Linked DNA regions of Homo sapiens: region 2 is linked to region 1. Evidence: read pairs that join two places in POLR2A ChIA-PET (ENCODE). Cell type or tissue: OCI-LY7. All regions are shown on one strand.

Region 1 (2,500 bases):
AGGATAATAGTCTTGTGCTGACACCATCACACATCAAAGCCTACATGTTGATGACTCTTCAAGGATTAGAATATTTACATCAACATTGGATCCTACATAGGGTAAGGTTTTTAATATTGCTTCTTTATACTAGTCAAGTTTTATATAGCCAATTTGGTACATAGTGGTCTGAATATGTAAATTGTTTAACAATGAATTTATAGCTGACTGTTTTATCCCATCTTTTTGCTATATATTATTCCCTTCACTTGTTCCAGCAGTTGGTGCTGTAAGGACTCCATATTACTTTGTGAAATTTAGAACTGGAAGAGATCCAGTCCCTCATTTTTTTTTTTTTTTTTTTTTGAGATGGAATCTTGCTCTGTCACCCAGGCTGGAGTGCAGTGGCGCGATCTCTTGCTCACTGCAAGCTCCGTCTCCTGGTTTCATGCCATTCTCCTGCCTCAGCCTCCCGAGTAGCTGGGACCACAGGTGCCCGCCACCACGCCCAGCTAATTTTTTGTATTTTTTTAGTAGAGACGGGGTTTCACCGTGTTAGCCAGAATGGTCTCGATCTCCTGGCCTCGTGATCTGCCCATCTTGGCCTCCCAAAGTGCTGGGATTACAGGCGTGAGCCATTGCGCCCGGCCTCCTCATTTTTTAATAGATGAAGAGCTAAGTTGCTAAGTGACCTGACCATGGTTATATTTTTTTTCAAGGTTGGCTGCTGATAATGGACAGAGTATTAAAACATAGGTTTTGACCCAGGCATGGTGGCTCACTTTTGTGTTGCCAGCACTTTGGGAGGCTGAGGCAAGTAGATATCTCGAGCCCAGGAGTTCTAGACCAGCCTGGGCAATATAGTGAAAACTCATCTCTACAAAAAATACAGAAATTAGCTGGGTGCAGTGGTGCACACCTGTAGTCCCAGCTGCTCAGGAGGCTGAGGTTGGGGGATCACCTGAGCCCAGGAGGTGGGGGTTGCAGTGAGCTGAGACCTCACCACTGCACTCTAGTCTGGGTGACAGAGTGAAACCCTGTCTCAAAAAAAAAAAAAAGAACATAGGTCTTTTGGCTTTAAGTTCAGTATTCTTTGTGCTACAATGTTGTTGTGGGGAAAAAAATATAGAGATGGTCTTGGATTAACTCATACAATGCCAAAATACTAGAAAAGTAATGTTTCTTGTAGCTCTAAAATTCAAGGTACAAAATACAGTTTATGAAATAGTGGGAACATTCAGCTTTTAGAACAAAGCTGATAATTTAGCTAGGTAGATGCTAGCTACCTAGCTATTTAGATAAGTAGCTAAGAATATATAATTTATAACTAGTAATTCTCATATCGTAAGTTTGGAATCCCTCTTAGGTTATTGCTGATGTCTTTTTAGCATGGATTTTGAAGAATGTCATCCTCATTCTTATACATTAACAACGTATATTATGAAAGTTCATATTTATTATTAATAGTAGGAACCATTTATTGAGTGCCTACTATGAGCCAGTTATTACACTAGACTACAGAAAATATCAGATTTAATCCTCACAGAAACTCTATGAAGTATGTAAATTATGGCTTAGTGAAATTAAGTTCCTTACCAAGGTTATATATTATAACCAATCCAATTTTGCTTTGATGGGATTTTATATCAGTGGGAAAAAAATTGATTGTTTAGATTTCAGGTGTTACCTTGTTTTTGCTAAGTTTAAAGTTATGCCAACTAAATGTAGCACTACAGTGTTCTCCCCTACCCTGCTTATTTGTTTGTTTAAAACTTCCGTCATATAGGATCTGAAACCAAACAACTTGTTGCTAGATGAAAATGGAGTTCTAAAACTGGCAGATTTTGGCCTGGCCAAATCTTTTGGGAGCCCCAATAGAGCTTATACACATCAGGTTGTAACCAGGTAAGAATCTCTTAAAGCTACATGTGCAGGAGTTTGATCAGAAATGAGCATCAACTGGCTTCTCTGAACTATCTTGGCAGAGTTAAGGAATCATTGTTGATAGATACCGTCTTAAAAAATACTGCCATTTGGCCAGGCGCGGTGACTCATGCCTGTAATCCCAGCACTTTGGGAGGCCAAGGCAGGCAGACCCACGAGGTCAGGAGTTTGAGACCAGCCTGGCCAACATGGTGAAACCCCGTCTCTACTAAAAATACAAAAGAATTAGCTGGGCATGGTGGCGCACGCCTGTAATCCTAGCTACTCAGGAGGCTGAGGCAGGAGAATTGCTTGAACCAGAGAGGCAGAAGTTGCAGTGAGCAGAGATTGCACCACCGCACTCCAGCCTGGGCGACAGAGAAAGACTCCCTCTCAGGGAAAAACAAAAAACAAACAAAAAAAAAACCTGTCATTTTTATGTTAGGTATACTTTACCACGATGAAAAAATACATAGCCCCTTTTCAAACAGAGTCTAACTTAATCCTAAGACATTTACCTTGTAAATGGGAACAATTTATACTTTAACATTTTAGTTAGATAATCTAGAATTTCAGTGGATATTCTTCTACCTAATCA
Region 2 (2,500 bases), 150 kb before region 1:
GGGGAGCAAGCATTACTGCGTGAGCTCTACCTCCTGTCAGATCAGCAATGGCATTAGATTCTCATGGGAGCAGGAACCCTGTTGTGAACTGTGCATGGGAGGGATATCTAGGTTGCATGCTCCTTATGAGAATCTAATGTCTGATGATCTGAGGTGGAACAGTTATGTCCTAAAACATCCCCCCACCACTGCTGTCTGGAAAAATTGTCTTCCAGGAAACCAGACCCTGGTGCCAAAAAGGTTGGGGACCACTGTTCTAAAGGATCTCACTCAGAATAGTGGGGTAGACAGAGTGGAAAGTGAAGGGTGAGAAATGTGGAAATGCTTTGTGAAAAGTCCTTTCCCCTCTCATGGCCAATAGAATAGCTTCTGGATTGGGATCCCTTTGACTTGTTTGTCATGTACTTTGTCAGATGCAGAGTAGGTATAATTGGAAATGTCATATCTCTAGCCACAGTAGCAGCTGCAGCTTGGAGGGCTGAGAAAGCTAGCTGAATTTCCTAGCTTGGGAAGAGGTTTTTCACCGTATGCTTGAATATGATTGAGTGCTGCTATTGCTTATCATCTGTAATATTTTAAATTTGTTATTCATGAAATTATGTTTTGGTTCCTGTGTTACTATATCACTGTCCTTTTGTGTTACAATAAGGAGGGAAAGAGGAAGTACTTACATCTTTACTTGGTTCCCTATTTAGTCATCTAGCTCCTGACCTTATCACTACCAACACTGCCCTCTCATTCTTCTACTAAAACCATTATGCAGTTTCTCAATTGCAAAAATTTTAATCCCAGCACTTTGGGAAGCCGAGGTGGGCAGATAGCTTGAGCCCAGAAGTTCGAGACCAGCCTGGACAACATGGCAAAATCCCATCTCTACAAAAAATTAGCCAGGCATGGTGCTGCGTGCCTGTAATCCCAGCTACCTAGAAGGCTGAGGTGGAAGAGATCACCTGACCTCAGGAGGTAGAAGCTTAACCTTAGCATACTTTACTCTTTTGTAAAAACAGCTTAAAACATAAACACATTGTACAACTGTACAAAAATATTTTTTCTTTATATCCTTATTCTGTAAGCTTTTTTTCTGTTTTTAATTTTTTTTCAACTTTTTTTTTTTGGAGACAGGATCTTGCTCTGTCATTCAGACTAGAGTATATGGCACAGTCTTGGCTCACTGCAACCTCCATCTCCTTGGCTCAAGGGATCCTCCCACCTCAGCCTCACCAGTAGCTGGGACTACAGGTGCCTACCACCACACCTGGCTAACTTTTGTATCTTTTTTGATAGCAGGTTTTGCCATGTGGCCCAGGCTGGTCTCAAACTCCTGGGCTCAAGGATCCACCCTTCTCACCCTCCCAAAGTGCTGGGATTACAGGCATGAGCCACTGCTCCTGGCACTTTTTTGTTAAAAACTAAGACATGCACACATTAGCCTATACCTACACAGGGTCAGGATTATCAATATTACTGTCTTCTACCTCCACATCTTGTCCCACTAGAAAGTTTTCAGGGGCAGTAACATGCAAGGAATTGTCATCTCCTATAACAATGCCTTCTTCTGGGGTACCTCCTGAAGGACCTGTCTGAAGCTATTTTACAGTTAACTTTTTTTTTGTTTTTGACACCACTATTTGAAGTCAAAGGATATAGTTACTTTTATTTTTAACAAGCAAAAGTACATTCTAAAATAATTTATAGTATAGTAAATACATAAACCAGTAGCATAGTCATTTATTATCATTATCAAGTCTTATGTTCTGTATATAATTGTATGTACTGTATTATATGACTGGCAGTGCAGTAGGCTTGTTTACACCAGCATCACCAGAAACACATGAGTAATGCATTAACACTAGGTGACTGGAATTTCTCAGCTCCATTATAATCTTATGGCACCACCATCGTATATATGTGGTCTACCATTGACCAAAATAATGTTATGCAGCACATGGGTATATGTTGCCTGTACTTTTTTTTTTTTTTTTTGAGATGGAGTCTCACTGTGTCACCAGGCTGGCATGCAGTGGCCCGATCTTGGCTTACTGCAACCTCCACCTCCCGAGTTCAAGTGATTCTCCTGCCTCAGCCTCCCGAGTAGCTGGGATTACAGGCATGTGCCACCACGCCCAGCCAATTTTTGTATTTTTAGTAGAGATGGGGTTTCACCATGTTGGCCAGAGTGGTCTCGATCTTTTGACCTCGTGATCCCCCTGCCTTGGGCTCCCAAAGTGCTGGATTATAGGTGTGAGCCACCATACCCAGCCACATTGCCTGTATTTTTTTGGATTACTGCAAACAGTGCTGGTATGAGCAACCTGGTAAGTGTTACCTGATACATACCTATACAAGAATAAGAAATCTGTATGACATAATTCTATGAGTGGTATGATTAGGTATTTGTAGCTTCAATCTTTCTAAGGTAGATAATGCCAAACCATTTTCTAAAGCAGTTGTACCTATTTATTTTTCTTATGTTTTGTGAAATCAAGGGGAAATGTTTTTC

The links. ChIA-PET counts read pairs that join two places held together with the same protein. Peaks named below come from ENCODE experiments on the same cell type or tissue, not always from the same donor. Only the 100,000 strongest peaks of a DNase experiment are listed, where the experiment ranks them.
Region 2: POLR2A ChIA-PET joins it to region 1 with 7 read pairs; 7 of 35 experiments call an interaction of 5 or more read pairs at or near these places.

The regions. Positions count from the first base shown.
Region 1 is chr5:69,258,053-69,260,552 of GRCh38, forward strand. CDK7 (cyclin dependent kinase 7) reads left to right here. Exons shown (of 12, transcript NM_001799.4): 6 at 1-101; 7 at 1,766-1,884. Among named protein-coding and RNA genes, the nearest start is that of CDK7, 24 kb to the left of the region's middle. In OCI-LY7, no CTCF peak of the experiment used is centred here; no DNase peak of the experiment used is centred here.
Region 2 is chr5:69,105,769-69,108,268 of GRCh38, forward strand. The region is part of intron 4 of SLC30A5 (solute carrier family 30 member 5); the gene reads left to right. Among named protein-coding and RNA genes, the nearest start is that of SLC30A5, 13 kb to the left of the region's middle. In OCI-LY7, no CTCF peak of the experiment used is centred here; no DNase peak of the experiment used is centred here; H3K27ac peaks cover 773 bases.